2 separate regions of the Mus musculus genome follow, and region 1 is linked to region 2. Evidence: chromatin loops called from intact Hi-C (ENCODE). Cell type or tissue: left cerebral cortex. All regions are shown on one strand. Links, peaks and the distances in the headings refer to the core of each region. The heading gives the core; the rest is flanking DNA. Region 1 overlaps Cobl (cordon-bleu WH2 repeat). Region 2 holds the start of Cobl (cordon-bleu WH2 repeat).

Region 1 (8,229 bases), core at 1,222-6,221, 70 kb after region 2:
CTAGAGGCAGTCATTGATGGTTACAGGCAGAGTCCTGGACAAAGAAAAGCATTTCCTTAGACAGAACTTCCAAGTAAAATAACAAATAGTAGCTGAAAGGTCATACTGTCAAATCACAGGTTTACACACATTCTGCAGAACCTACCTGGGGAAGCCCCATCAAGGCCACTAGCTGGGAGTTGTCCATGGCAGGGCACTGTAAAGACTACTGGCAAGGGAATTACAGAGACCATCAGCCAAGGACACTCCCTGTCCCATGTCACAACCTGGGCCATGGAGGTAGAACTCTAAGGGGAGGGAGGCAGGAGCAGGAGCTTCCCCAGCAAAGCTCCATAACTGGAGCCTGGAGTCACAGTGGGAGTAGGAGCTTCTGCTCAGGCTGCAATTTCGCCTTCTGTGATATGGGGCCAATCAAGTAGTGCATAGAACCTGCCCAGATAGCTTCCAGAACCAAAGAGTAACAGAGACATCATAATTAGTCCTATAGTTCAACCTTCCATAATGCAAGTGTCCCCTTCACCTCCAGGTTCCAAAAAAATCTAACCTCCTGCTCCAGAACTGCAATCTGGATAACATGGTATACTGAAATAACATGCCAATTTGAAATTATGTCCTCCTCAATATTTATTTAACTTTTTCCCAGGTTAATTGGCCACTATCAGCCACATCTTCTGAATCTACAAAGGCAGTCATTGCAGTCATAGTGTTAAATACTAGGTAATTAGAAAACCACCAGAAATAAACCATATAGCATGTTAGTATAAAAATGGAAAATAAGCCACAAGAGGGAATGACAAAAAATAAATATAAGCACCAATTAGGCTACTGAATGCACCAGAATGAATTTTTACAAATCTAACTGAACTGAAATTCATCAAATTTGGGAGGCATAACCAATTTCTAACTACTTCTGATCATCATATTAGCCCCAGAGGAGATATGCTGGCAGGCTGGGCACTCATTTCAGATCTAAACAACAATAAAATTAACAGTTCTCACGTGGATCTAGCAACAGAGCTGACGAGGGTGGGAGAAGTCAGTGTCTCTGTTGTCTCAGGCAGAAAAGAATGCCACTAAAGAAGTCAGGGAAATATTGAAGATGGACATTTGCTTTCAGTAAGCCACCACCCACCCCCATCAGTGGGAAAAAAGAACAGAGCTGTATTGAATTCCTTCTCGCTAAGTGTGAAGAAAAGAACCAAATGAAGTAGGAATCTTAAGATAAAGATGTCAGAGCCAGGAGTTCAATAGGAAGCCTTATACCCTGAAACATTGTGGCTCCCCACTGATAAGCCAGCTCTATTTCTATTTACTTTTTGTAAATAACTGAAAAGCAAGGAAATCTGACTACACAGCTTTCCACACAACTAATAACTGATGGGAACTGAACAGAACTCAGAGAAGTTCTCAGGAAAGTGAAGCCAGCTTCCAGCACCTGGGGCTGGGGCCTCGTATGGCACAGTGGTTCAAAGAAAGAAATGTCCACCCAGTGCCCTCATGCCCATGCCCTACAGAGACTGCCTTGTTTCTAGGCCTGCTAACAAACTTTTGTGTATTTGTTCCCAAAATAGCTAGACCTATGTGTAAATGGATCTATAATGTAACCAAATGCCGTATACTCTTATTTCTGTTATTTTAAACAGAGTTTCCATTGCCCAAAATAGGCACAACAAACTTTTGTTTTTGTTTGCTGAGGGAGGCATGCTATCATTCAGGATACCAGGGGCAGACAATGTGAAAACATAGCAACCCAGAGACACTCTGATTCCATAGGAACATTTTCTGAACCAAGACCCAAGTGCTGGGTGCCCTTTAATTCCCTGTCAAAAATATGACACTTGATAACCTCACTGTGACTGTGTCTCAAAATAGGGACTGGGCCTCACAGCAGATGTTGGGGCTGGTGAAACCTGAGCTGAGTGGCCCAACAGGCTCTGTGGGAACTGGAAACACAGCCTCTCTGGCTCTTTGTCTACCATCTCAGAATTCCTGCATCCCATCCCTAGGACTCAGAACTGCCCAGAGATGCTTTGGATTCCAGATCTACATACTCACTTCCCAAATAACACCTTCAAGAAGTCTAAGCCAAGATCACCACCAATAACAACAACAACCCTTGACAACAATGAAGCAAGCTCTGTCTCATTGGACTTGTTTGCCTAGTAAGGCTGGCATCATTGAGATTGATGGATCAATTGACTGGAGGTTGGGCATGAGCCTGTGAGAAGCATTTAGCTTCTCAGGCCTGTTAGAGTGGGGAAGGAAGAAAAGTGGCAGATACTGTTTAATGGTTTTTTAAAATACTTTGTTGTGTTTGCTTGTGTGTAAGATGCTCTGCACTCCTGCATGCCAGGATCCATTGTTTATGAGCTCTTGTGCTGCTCCAAGCCTGATCGTGTGTCCCATCTGCTCACCTCACTATGCCCAAGCCCTCCCTAGTTCACCAGGAATCTCACCTGTTTGTGGGGTGAGTGAGGAAGCACCAGGTAAAGAGGGTGATCTGATGCCCTATCTTTTGTGTCGTATGCTATTAGGGGCCAGGACACTTATTACTGTGGCCCAGGATCCCCGATGCAAGCCCATTCCTAGTGTCTGGATATGGGATTCTGTGTCGGCTCTTAGGTTTCAGCAAGTATGTAACACAGATTGCTCCATTTTTGCGCTATGTTGCAGGGTTATATCTGAAGGCTTAGGCACCAGGAACTGAATATATTCTGTGGACTTTGAAGATTAGTTTCCTGCAGTCTTTCCTTGATCCCCATCATACAGAGGTGAAAGAGAAGCAGTAGCAGGGTATATTGCTGGGGCACTTATGTTCCTAATGGTGTAGAGATTTGAGCCTGGTATTAACTTTTCCCCAGTCGCTTCCTCAGGGTCTTATTTCCCTGTCCCCTCCCTCTGTGGGACACCTTTATAGGCCACACCATGACTCTGTTCTTTATAGCTTCACTCCTTTGTTTACCCACTCAGTGGGAGCTGTAAGGGGATCAGCAGAGACTTACAGCCATGGAGAGGCTCCCTCCACCCCCATATGTAGAACCACCAAGGATCTTGTCATGGCTGACGCGGGGAATGATGGAGGTAACACTGGAGTCTTCACTACAGCAGACAGAGCAATCTGGATCTGGCCCAGCAAGGAGTGGAGACTTAGACATTTGTACCATGGAGGATGGCTGGATGGGAATTTTCTAGAGAAGATCCATCTTTGACTTGAAATGATTCTCAGAAGTTGGTGAGGCAGGTGACAGAGACAAGAGGCAGAGGCTATAATGCTGCTTAGAAAGCTCTTGTCTGGATTCCATTAGGGGATAAAGCACTATAGATTTAGATACTCGTGTTGGGTGTGTGTGTATATGTGGGGGCAGGGGTTGTTTCAGTGTGTTTGGTGTTTATCATGAGGAAGATTAGAGGAGATGGCCTCTCCCAGAGGATGCTAGGCACCTACTCTCTACTTTCCTAGATCTACTCTGGAAGTGACCTTGGTCCCCAAGGGTGAGAGGATGATCACAACTGTGGAGGTTTGTCAGCCAGGTATGCCATTGATGTTGGTTACACAGCAGTCTATAGAGAAATGCACACAGCAGTCAAAGGTAGAGGAGAGCTGGGAAGGATGGCCAGATTCCCATCAACACAACTGCCAGCTGTGCCTTCATTAGTGTCCTCAAGCCCTTGACTGCAGGAGAGCTGAGACCCATAGGCATATATCTGCTTTCCTTTGTCTTTTGGATCAGCAGTAGCTCTTGTGATTATGGGACAGGACTGTGAGTAGAACAAAATGTATCTTTCAGGCTTGAAAAAAATATACTGCCCCTTAAAGACAAGCTGCAAAGATATAACAAGTTTCTGGTTGTACAGCTTAGGAAAGAAGAAAACTCCTTCAGGAGAAGGTTCTACATCATAGCTGAGAGATGATAGGAAACAGTGCTATATGCAAATTCAAGAAAGCTTAAGCATGTAAGACTGGCTGGCAATCTGGAGGGATGACTCATCTCTCCAAAAATACTCAGGCATCTTCCCCATGGGAACGCCTGTGTGCCTACACTGCCAACTCCCAGAGGTTTGCACACTCTTTGGGAGGGAGAAGCAGGTGCTATCCCGCATCCTTACTCCATAGGAACTCCACTTTTCCTCCTGCATACGTCCTCTGTTCTCCTTTGTGTTTTTTTAATGGGTCTAAATTGGGTGGGGGAGAAAATTCCCTTGCTGTCATTCTGCAAAAGGCCTTGTGGGCTTTTTGCTGGGAGCACAGGCGGTGAAGTACTGCATCCATCAGACAACAAATGTCACTGTGCTCCTTTACCAGGCCTGGTGAACTCCAGTGGAATCTGTCCTGCAGCTTCTGGGGCTGCACTGACTATCGTAGAAAACCCACTTCTAACTAGGGTGAGCAAGTCATCTGGCCTGGGCATGTACCCATGCATTGGCCTTTTCTGCTTGTTTTCTTTGTTGAGAATGTTTAAGCCTCAGTAAACTAGTATTGTCTTGTTTTTGAAAGGAGATACTCCTTTTCTGGAATATTCAACAATACAGAAACTCTAGTTTTTATCTGATCCTGGCTCAGCCCCAGGGTGGAGTATTTGCTGATAATAAGTCATGCACACTATGGGCTCTTTCTGAACTTACTAGGAGTTGGGAAATAGCTATGAGACTCAGCTCTCAAATGTTCCTCTTTGAATATGTACCTGATGTCTGGTGAGATATCAACATTCCCATATAGACTAGCCCCTGGATTTAGAGGCTGGTAAGGGCTAATTGCTTTTGTTACTGTGGGATAGGGAACCCTATCAGGAAAGTGAATCTTTTTATAGCGAGTTACTGAAAGCTTCCTCCAACCCAGGTCAAAACTAAAATTTTATTGTGAAAAGCATTTCTTAGTTTTCCGTGTGTTTGCTACGTAAATGAGCCTTCATTGTGCACCTGGAAGAGTGGGCCAGTGTTCTACTCTTACACAGATAAAAAGGTTTTCCTTTAATCCCAAAAGAGTAAAAATACTTGTGGCTAAATAGTGGTCATTGAGCATTGCCTGGTCCCAAGAGGAGTCATCTCATATAGTCCTCCTGCAAACACCACTTGATAAACTTCCACATTTTTTGTTCTGCTCTTAGGGAAACAGGCCTACGAATTACAGTGGTTTGTCCAGGTAGAGTCACCTGCTGGAGGATGCACAGCATCCGAGAATTTGCTGGGTTGGATCTGACATTTTAGTGACTCTGCAATAGTGCCCATTACTTGGTTTGCACTTATAAGAGGGTATCCTGGGGCTGGCTTCTAAAAGACAGCACCTTTCTCTTGCCCTGAAATGAGGTGTTTTGTGGGTAAGCTTATATCCCCACATTCATTGAGAGATGTCGTAGACAACACCTCTAAATAGCTTCTTGCAGGCCATAGTTTGGATGTGGTTTCTTATCTATTTCATACATGCTTACTCTAGGCCTTGCTTATCTGGATCTTGAATATCTGCTCAGAGTTAGATTTTGTTTTAAAACTCAAGGTCAATCATGAACACAGTCTTGTTAGAGAAGGAGCCCTGAATGGTAGAAGTGCTGAGACCTGAGAGAAGGTCTTAAGGTTGCCTTACCTTGGGGCCCTGTCAGTCAGCTTGATTTGCCAAAACCATGTTCACAGGAAGAAGATTTGGTAGACCTTGCTTTTGAAAAGTGTTATGGGTGTGGTTATGTGTTCAATGGAGGTTTTGGCCTTAGAGGTATTGATGAGCCCTCAGGATGTAACTGGGGCCTGCCTCAGCTCAACTACATATTTGTCATCAGCCTGGGTATATACTTCCATGTTTCTTCAAGTTTAGTTATGCCTCCATTTTTTTGGAAATGATTCAACAAGTTCCAACCATGGAGCCTTTGTGGTGGGTATAGTTAGTTCTCGGGGGGTACTGATTCTGTTTATAAAGCTTGGCCATAGTCTCATTAAAGGATGAATCTGAGTGTGTGCTGGAAACCTGGTCAAATGGTGGCCCTCATCCAATCCCTATAGCTTCCCCCACAGGGCACCATTATGCTAAGACAGGGCATAGGAACTACATTTCTACATTACCCTGGGATTGTTTGGTTTGGGAATATATTTTAGGCAATGTAGTGTACACAGCACCTAAGAGAGTACCTGAGGTTTAAAAACAGTACATCTGGAATTCTGTCATTTTAGATATGTGTTTATCAGAATCTTGATAAGCCTGTTGGATCCCCAATGACCTCATCAGAATGGAGAGGGGAAACCTGTCACATGAAGTTGCTGTGAGGATTGGATACATAGTGTTTGGCTTGATGACTTGTTCATAATTATTCAGGGAAACAATGGTTGGAAAACAGACTGTTGCGGATTGTAGATGTAGGAGTTAATGCTGGACCTGAGGATTCCCCTCACCAGCTTCTTGGCACCTGACTTGGGTGAGAGTGGGGTTCCTGGAGTCCTTTGTATATAAAGTTGAACACAAGGCAGCCAATCAGAGGGGGTTTATGGCAATAGCCACACAATGGCGCAATCGTTTCTGAGCTGCTGGTTTGGGGCTTATTACTTTGCTTGTCAGTGATAAACCAGAATGTTGAGGTTCTTGTTTTCTTAGAACTGCTATCTAGAATTGTGGCAAGTAATTAAAACCCAAACAGAACAGAGGCAGCTCCTTTTACACTCAAAGGCTTCCTTCCAGGAGGGAACAAATATGGGAACCCAGAGACCTCCAGGAGAGAAAGGAAACACCCAGGTGCCTATAGCATAAACAGATTGCTTCATGATTAATAGCCAGGATGTATATGCCAGCTCTACCTGATTCTACTAGAATGTCTTTAGCATCAGCCAGGCAGGGTAGCCAGCATGGGAAACTGCAGGAATTACGTACTTGGTGTTTTTTTAGAGGAATTAGTATCAACAAGCCTTTATGTTCAGTGTCTGCTGTTATTGGGTGGCTAAAAATCACACAAACACACACACAAACAAACAAACGAACAAAATCTGTGAAACATAAAGAAGATTCCCCTTTAGATGTTGGCCTGGGGGATACAGAGAGATGGGAGAGGTGGGAATTTTCCCTGTTCAGTATACAAGCCTTGGACTCCCTGGTGCTTGGCCTCTCTAGTCTGGTTGAAGGTCACGAATCTCCTGTGGAATTTGGGTTTGGTTTATCTGTCTGCACAGAGACTGAGATTTTCATTCTCTGAACCATTTAACCCATGTTGTCATAAGTCATCTCGCTTTCAGGAAGTGCATTTCAAGCATTCTTCTCTTCAGTGAAAAGCTATCAGAAATAAAATCCAGCCAGGGGCCCTGAACTGATGGGAAAATAGTAAGTACTCAGGAGCTTGGATAGATCTTGGTCCCATGGCATTTGAGTCCACAAATGATGATTTGGAAACACCAGAATTATTTTCTCATATATAATATACTTTCCACTTCTAAACAGTTCCTCCTGGGACACATCCAGTGTTCTAACTTGGAGAGTTGGAAAGGAGTTTGGGTTGTGTGCTAGTGACTCATCCCCTGACGAACCCTGGATGGACCTACCTGGTGGCAGCTGAGCAGCACATGCCCTGGGTGTGTCCAAGAGGAGCAGGCAAGGCCCTAGCCCTCAGGAGTTCCTAACACTCGGGCAGAAGCTGCGCCCACTCTATCATGCTCCCACATCCCTGAATATTAGCTTCTGCAGATCTGCAGTTTGCGTAGATCTTTGAGAAGCACCTACAGGGTAGTACTCAATTGAATGTTCACAATTAAATGAAGGTGACTCAGGGCAGCTGTTCTCTCTGTGCCTTTCAAAAGTGCCGGAAGCTGGCATTTTCTGTTTCTTGCTATTACTATGTTTTATGGAGGACATTCAGTGTAGCTATACCAGTAAGCGCGGAGCAGGAAGAACGGGATCCACTTCTCCTAAAGCTGTGTGTTTACGCTAGAAGCTTCTGCTCCTCATGCACACATCCTTGGCAAACCTGACTAGAAAATATCAGCACGAGTAGATTGTCCCTTGGTGGATGACGAGTCAGGAGGGAGCCAGGCTTGAGGCATCAACATGCTCCACCACAGCCTGTTTCCTCCATCAGGATCCCTGCCTGTTCCACTCCTCATGCGACTCTGGACCTCACAGGAGACAGTTTAAAATCTCTACCTGCTCCCTCTTCAGGCTCAGCATCCTTGCTGCTTCCTGCAGCCTGCTCATCAAAGCCAGCCACCTGTGGTATGAAGGGCAGCAGAGGTGGAAGCTGAAACCTCCCGCCCCCAAAAGGACAG
Region 2 (8,229 bases), core at 1,732-6,731:
CCACTGTCCAGCTCTGCCTGAATGCCAGAGCAAAATGGCCCGGGTGTGGCTTCTGTTTATGTTATAGAAGTTCAAAGAGAACTCTGGTCACACATTTTTGAAGGGAACAATATACCTAAAGAAAATGCCAACTAATGTGTGCAATTAGAGTTAAAATGGTTGATTACTTAATGAGTGCCAGGTGCCACCTTAGGCACTCAATATGTCATATCTTATTTAATCTTTACCTAGACGTGTAAAGTAGATGTTCTTTATTCTTTCTCCTGGGAGCTGACTTATTATTATTAACAACCTGCTTATTTGTAGTAGTGGGTCAATTCTTAAAACAATTTTATATATATATATATATATATATATATGGTTTTTCAAGACAGGGTTTCTCTGTATAGCCCTGGCTATACATCCATACACACACACACAAACACACACACACACACACACACACACACACACACACACACACACATATATATATATATTGGTTTTTTTTCAAGACAGGGTTTCTCTGGCTGTCCTGGAACTCACTCTGTAGACCAGGCTGGCCTCGAACTCAGAAATCCGCCTGCCTCTGCCTCCCAAGTGCTGGGATTAAAGGCGTGTGCCACCACACCCGGCAACAATTATAATTTTTAATGGTTTGTTTTCTATATCTATGCTAGTCTCTTCAGACTGCCATAACAAAAATACCTTGGAATGGACAGCTTGAAAGATGGAAATTCATTTTTAGAGCCCTTGAGGCTGAAGCAGACAAGACTGTTAGGCTGTCGGGCTTGGGTTATGGTGAGAGGCTGCTCCCTGTGTTGTACACAGCCACCCTTCACTGAGTACTCACACAGCCTTTCTTGTGCATATTCAGAGCATGCTGACATTTCTCCTATTCTTACAGGACTTCTACCATGTGAGATTAGAGATTGAACAATCTGTCCTTGCTTCATCTTACCTCCCCAGAACCTCTCTCCAAATCCTGTATACTATAGACCAGGACTTATTTATTATTTTTTTAAAAAGCCACAAATTCAGTCTGTACAATAAACAACCACTTTGGAGTCACAATTTACACCAATCATGTTTTTATTTTTTTATTTTTTTAGCAATTTACATGTGTTTTAATCACAGTCGTTTGGCCAGAAGAGTAGTGAGAGCTATGTCAAGGCTGGTAGGCAGCCTCACTTGTGTGAGTAAGGGCCCATGCATAATTTGGTATGCTTTATGTTTTTATTTTTAAAGGATTCCTAAAGTCATGTGAGGTTAAGACCCCACAAAACCTGAATTTGTTCAGACGGATCTCACATTTCACAGAAGGAAATGAATGTTTAAAGGAAAGGAATTTGCTGCGGCCAACATTACCAGTCAGTACAAGATCAATCCAGAAGCTACTGTGTGTGACCTTCAGTCCTTGGGCCAACAAATTTTGCATCCCTGAGAGCCCATTAGGAACAAAAGCTCTCTGGTGCACCACTGACTGGATCAGAATATGCATCCTTTGAACATTCAAATTCAGGAAGCACTGACTTAGACAGACCACCTCTTCCCCTCACTATGTGCCCTTCATATGACCTTGGGCCTTCCTGGGCACCCTGTATCTGGTCTAGGTTTATTCTAGTAGATATAGGATGTCCAGGAAGGTCCAGGGTCATATCAAGGGCACATAGTGATGGGGAGAGTTAGCCTGATGAACCTAACATCGTCAGTCCAAGAGGACTAATCAAATAACGCAAACTGATAAATACATCCCCAACCCCTCAGCACTTAAAATATTTTAATATTTAATAATGGGTCTAGTTCTACCCGTTACCGGCCTTCATGTATATCTGTGGAATACATGCTTTTGGAAACAACAGTGCTTAGATGGATCTGTTGGCACACTTTACACTAGGATGGCTGGCTTGGGAATGCCAGGGCTGACCTATTTACACAGCAAGCAGAGGTCTTGGGTGCTTAGACCCTCCTGCTGGTATGAAGCCTAATCTTGCCTTTTGCTTCACTGTGATAACTCTTCTCAGTTTGTGCCACCCACTCCATTTCCCTTTTGGGTTTCTCAGACTGTGGTGTTTAGTGGCTTCTGTAGACTTGGAGGTTGTCCAGGCCCAGCACTGCCAGGGCCTTTTTCCTAGGACAGAAATCAGAAGCTCAGCCTGGAGGTGGGCAGTGCCATCCTCTCGTGATTTTTCTGTGGTATTCTGTCTCTGACAACCAACTATCTGCCATGCTCATGATTTCTGGCTTCTCTGTACCCACTGTTACTTCTCACTGGGGTCCAGGCCCCTAGTTCCTGGCCTACCGGCCCCTCCCAGGTTACCCTTTCCCAAAGTAGTGTCCAGAGCATAGAGAGATCTTACAGATTCCAGGAAAGACCTTCCGATAGCCAGACCCAGAGCTTGGGAGAGGCCTAGAAACTCAATTCATTCAATGTTCCCTTTATGTAGTGAGCCCTGATTCACCCTCATTCACTGTCTTAAAGGCTAAGAGTAATGAAAAACACCAGACAAGGCTCACTCTACACTGAGTCACATTTTCGGGGAAGAGACCCATTCCAAACACATAAAGGTAAACATATTCAATATGACATGTATATCTACATGTATTTATACCTCTTGCATGCGTAATTAATACACTCAGTTTATATAAATATAAAAGCATGTAAGCATTTTGATTATAAACAGACATATAAAGCGCGCACACACACACACACACACACACACACACAGAAGATAAAGTGATATGCTTCCATGAGGAATATCAAGACAATCGGCAAGAGTATCAAACAAAACTCAAGACAGTGGACAAGAAGCAGATGGGAGTTGAGAGTGGGGATGTCCTTTGCGACAAAGAGGTCAGAAAAGAGCTCCCTGAGGAGCAGGTATCTGAGCAGAGCCTGCAGGATACACATTGCAGATCCCAGAAGCCCTCGGGTGGGGAAATGCTCTGAGTATTGTGTTCAAAAGGAAGCCAGGCTCTGCTGTAGGTATGAAGTGGTTCACCTGCTTTGAGTGGGCACTGTGGCTGGAGCAAAGAAGGCTACTGCAGGACTTGTATTTTGTACACTGGTCTCCCCTCTTTCCTTAAACAGAAAGTTGGGGTTCAGAGGAAGAAAAGCTTAGGCAAGCTTCTGGATACAGAGTTCAGTCACAGAATTTTGCCTCTTACTGGCATTTTATTCCAATCCTGAGAACCTAGTACAACTGCTGTATTTGAAGGGCGGAACTTCATAGCAATCAGGTTCTTTTCCTGTTCCCCTAAGGTCAATTAGCAGGCTGGAGAAGGGAAGCTTAGTGGTGCTGGGTCCTCAGGTTGACTTGCAGTGAGGCCTCAGCACCTGCTGCCTCTGCTGGTATTTTTGCTCACCACTCAACATGGGAATCACAGGGCTGGGGCCACAGTAGCATTCATTACTATCCAGGCAATTAGGCTGGCAAGCAGAAGCATGCATCCAAACAGGTGCAGTTCTTGTTGGCACTGGATGTCCACACTCCAGCCTCACTGCTTTCTGATTTCTCAGAAAAAGGTGTGCCCCTTTACCCCAAGCTGCGTCCCTCTCCAGTTTCCTATGCTGCACACCAAGGACCTCATTTTGGACCACTCTCCCCTCCCCTTACAGTAGATCTCTAGTTCTAACAAAGGTTCTTTTAGGTTCTGGGGCAGAAACTGAGGCGCTAGACCGTCTATTTTTCTCTCTTCCTTCAAGTCGGTTCTCGCAGCCTAGTCGGCCCGCCTCGCCCCGCGCAGCCACAGGTGGCCAGGTATTTGCCCGCTTAGTTCCTCCAGCCGGCTGGGCAGGTGACTCGGTGCCCACCGCGGGGCGCGCGCCCCGCCCAGGTGTGCTCCGGCGGGCAGCGGGGGCGCGCGGAGAGGCGGGCGCTGGGGAGCGGCGCGCGGGCACGGGGCGGCGCCGCGGTGGGCGCGGCTGAGCCAGTTTGGCGGGGGGCGGCGCACCTTGCTCCCGCGCCCGGGGTAGCCGCGTCCGTCTCTCTCCGCACGCCCCCGCCCGCCCGGACGCCCCAGGTCGCTTCCGTCCTCTCGGCACGGCCGCTGTCCTCGCTAGCCCCGCGTGGGAGGACGATGGGTCAGCGCGGAAAAAGTGAATGAGGACGGCGGCGCCGCAGCCAGCGCCCCAGTCGGCCGGCAGAGCAACCCGCCGGCTCCATGGACGCGCCGCGTGCACTGGCGGCCAAGCCCCCCACAGGGTAAGCGGGCCCACGAGGGCGGGCGTGGCTCTTCCCGAGGTGTTGAGGACTTGGGGCGCCTGGGTCGTTGCTCCGGTAACCGTGGCAGGCCTTGCTCGGGAACACTTTCTGCGAGAGGTGCTGCTGTGAAAGCCCTTGTGTATGTTTGTGTATGTGTGTGTTGGGGGGTGGGTGGGTGGAGGGAGTGCTGTCCCTCCGTGCAGAACCCCAGCTCTGAGCTGCCTTCAGCCCCTTGCAATAGTGGCAATTACGGGCGGAGGGGGACAAGGAAAATCCAGGCCTGAAACTCCAGCTGAGTCTGTCTGGTCCCATACACAGGTTCCTCCAGCCACTCCTCGCAGGCCCTGTGGCCCGCTGCTCCCTACCTCAATGACAAGGGGGTACTTGGTCTGTTGGGACCCATGTAGCCAGGAGATCTGGGGAGGTGTGTGGGGAAGGGACTTCATGAACACTCTTCTGCCCAAGCCTTTGTGCTGGGATCTCCCTTGTGTCTGAAGAGGTGAGGACCTTCTTCATCGGACCTGTAAAGCAGAGCTGTCAATCCTGTCTTCAGGATCCTCTAGTGCCTCAACCCTTTTAGTTTCTTTTTGCTGTCTCCACACCTTGCGGACAGAGATTCCCTGTCACACTGAGGATTTTACTTGCCCAAGAGAAACTTGCCTAACACAGGTCAAATAGACTTGCCCTTTAACCCCAACTCCCCGAATCGTGCCCCTCCGTGCCCATCTCTGCCAGGACAGTTGACAACCCTTGCAGACTTGGTAGATTTCAGAGAGCGCCGTGGGGCTGGCTTTTGACCTCTTCTTTCTGGAGCAAATGTGTTATGAGTGTTGCGAATGGAATGAGTTGGGGTGGGTCCGCACCTGCTCCCGAAATGGCCCACTTTCCACTTGAGCAGCTGGATTTTCTAAGGCGGCACTGGGGACAACAAATCTCTTTTCTTTAGCAGTTATGTCCCACTGACTCACCCGATCCCTTGCCCACTGACTTTGTTGCCCAAGTGTTTATAAAAGCCGTCTAAACCAGTTCTTTATTCTTAAAATCTCCCCTGGAGGCTTCCAAAAAAGTAAGATACATTTCTAACTCATAATCTTGAAGCTACGGAATTTTTTTTTTAAGACTTTTCTTCGCTAAGGTGTGGTTGTGGTTATATAAATCCTTTGAAGAAACAAATTCCCCTTAAAAAATAGATATGGGAATACTTTTTCATGGTAATGGAGAGCCCCTAAAATGACGTTGGGAGATGTAAACAGAATTGCTTTTAAAATTGCGACTTTTCTACATTGTTACATAACTCTATTTAAGGGGACTGAATTATTTCACCACTTTTTAAAAAAATAAATAAATATAAAGGGAATATTTAGGGTGCCTGCAAAGATCCATAGAGTGCAGAAACTGATGAAGGTGTCTGGTAATAGTGAAACCACCCTATGTCCTCCAGCCAGCCTGCTCCCTAGGCAGCCAAGAGGCCAACCCAGGTTTGTCTTCCTCACTGGGTGTCACAAGGGAAAACCAAGGTGCTATGCTATGGGTGAGAGAGTAAAGCTTTACAAGGCTTGATGCCTCTGAACCTTCAGCATGTTATATGATTGTTTCCACCTCTTTGTCCAAGAAATGTAGATCTATTTTTGTAACTTGTTATTGTTGTTTCTCATTTGTTATACCTTGAATAAAGAAACACCCCCAAATATAAATATGCTTATATATTTTTAACAAAGATTACAAGTTTAGTATGACGTATTTTGAGTTAGAATGCAAAGAAAGAAATGCAAGCATATTTTATATTAAGGTGTATTGATTGCCTATCATAAAGAATTGTGACATTTGGGGCTTCAGAATGTTATCGAAAGCAATTAGAATTTGTTGGCTTGTATCTGAAATTACTGTTTTCTTTATCTCTTGAGACTAGGCAGTGTTTGCAATGTGCTTGAGGGATGTTTGTTTTTTATCTGATACCACAGAGGTTACTTATAAAGTTACTTTGTATAAACTCTCTTTTTCCCCAAGTGACAGCCACAACTGATGGGATAAATTTGTTGTTATTGAGAACACCTCAGTCATCCTCGAGCATTGTAGACTGGTTGCAATGGACAAGAGAAAGATTAGTGAAGGGAAAGACAGATGGGCTGGTGAATATAAATTCATCTCCTTAGAGTGTTATCTTTGTTAAGAACACAAATGCAAATTTTTCCTTGGACTGAAATCATATCTGTCTTCCATAAAAGCAGCAACTGTGACAGTCATCTTCCTGGGAAGGAGATTGTATGAAGATTTAATGTGTTGCTTAGGGAATTTTAGAGCTCATTGTTAAAGTGTGTGTGGTGTGTGTGTGTGTGTGTGTGTGTGTGTGTGTGTGTGTGTTTGAATGTGACTGCACACATTTTGTGATGCCTTAGTGGAAATTAGAGGGAAGCCTGGGGGTCAATTCTCTCCTCTCACAGGGACTGACCTCAGGTTGGCTGGCTGGCTAGTGTAGGAAGTGATTTTACCTGTTGACTAGTCTCACCTGTCACTAGTCAGTTTCACCTAGTCAGAAGTGATAGCTAGTGAAATATTTTAGAACACAGTATCAAGACAGAGGGCCTATTTCTGTTGGCGTCCAGTATGAGCAGCCATACACTCCTGTTTGTACTAAACCATAAGTGTTTTCATATTAAAGAAATAGTGGCTACATATTACATTTGCTTTTGGCTAAAGTATTTAAGAGTCTCTAGATCCATCCTTAATAATGCGAAAATAAGGATTATCTGTCATAAAACTTCTATACTAAATTTGAGCTGCCTTTTTAAAGATGTCACTTCTGAGCTGTTCTTTATTCTGTCAACTCACTTAAGTAATGCTAAGCCTCTGGGTGTGGGCAATACACCTAGGGATTTTACTTTTTGTAGCTATAATCTTTATCCATGAGGAATTAGACATTTACAGTGTCAAATAGTCAGATAATTTCTATCATCTCATATCAATCATATATCATGTCATATGTCATATCATGTCATATCATGTCATATCATGTCATATCATGTCATATCATATCATATCATATCATATCATATCATATCATATCATATGGTCCTGATGGACCTGAAGGGCCACGGAAATTGCTTCAAAGGTATCTGTAAACAGTTGAGTCATTCCTGCCTTATGGGATTCTAGAATTCAGGCCACCCTTTGATTTTTCTCTCTCATGATCTCCCATGCAAGGCATATTTGATTATTATTGGGTGTCAGGACTGTACCCTGGAAAGGTAATAATCCCCACATTTATGCAGGCTTGAATTCTATGGCCTCTTTAATTTGGGACTTGCAAATGAGGTCCTAACGTGCGTGCACTAAACTTTATGTCTATAATTATTAAGAAAACTGTGATTATAGGATGTATCTGTATCCCATAATAATTGGCTTAAGATACTAGGCCTTTTGCACTTTGTAATTAAATTCACAATTATATTTGCTTTTACAACTGATGGAAGGTTTTAAAAACTGATCAGAAATATTTGATATTAAATCAGTTTTAAAATGCCCAAACAGGATTTTATTTAGACGTGAACAAAGTAAGGCCATTCAACAGACAGTGTATTTATTATATGGCCTTTTGGCCCTGTACACATTTAATAATGGGGCCTGTGGATTTTACATATCATCTAAGTTTAGTAATGGGTTTCATTCAATCTGTGCTGAAACACAGCACAGCTCTCATATTGCACGGCCCACTGAATGCTTACAGATTTTCTCCTGTTCACATTTAACTTTACTTAAACCATTTTTAATAATGATTGATACTGCTGGTGTAGATAATGTGTCTTTGGAAATGGCTTTCAGTCATATAAATGACTTGTAAACTGTAGCTTTCCCCTCCTGTGATCTGTGTCTCTGCTGTCTTCCTTCTGTCCCGCCACTGTTAGTTTCCTGTCTTGTGAAAGGGCCTCATACAGATCTCCATTTCCCTTCCCTGCTCCTTCCATTCTATATTTTCAACTTTTCTCTTGCCAAGGGGATATTCTCTATACTTGTCAAGGGTTTTCGTTTTACAGTGCTAAGAATGGTG

The links. Hi-C counts contacts between places; a loop is a spot of excess contacts. Peaks named below come from ENCODE experiments on the same cell type or tissue, not always from the same donor. Only the 100,000 strongest peaks of a DNase experiment are listed, where the experiment ranks them.
Region 1: it touches region 2 in a loop (4-fold over the local background); 9 of 42 quality-filtered maps call a loop at or near these places.

What each region holds. Positions count from the first base shown.
Region 1 is chr11:12,390,141-12,398,369 of GRCm38, reverse strand. The region is part of intron 1 of Cobl (cordon-bleu WH2 repeat); the gene reads left to right. Among named protein-coding and RNA genes, the nearest start is that of Gm30596, 9.7 kb to the right of the region's middle. In left cerebral cortex, for the core only: no CTCF peak of the experiment used is centred there; DNase peaks (open chromatin) are centred at 3,112, 3,441 and 3,998; H3K27ac peaks cover 3,146 bases.
Region 2 is chr11:12,460,637-12,468,865 of GRCm38, reverse strand. Cobl (cordon-bleu WH2 repeat) reads left to right here and starts at 3,906. Exons shown (of 15, transcript NM_172496.3): 1 at 3,906-4,184. The coding sequence starts at 4,144. In left cerebral cortex, for the core only: a CTCF peak has its summit at 4,124; DNase peaks (open chromatin) are centred at 4,636, 4,993, 5,552, 6,318 and 4 more places; H3K4me3 peaks cover 3,315 bases; H3K27ac peaks cover 3,939 bases.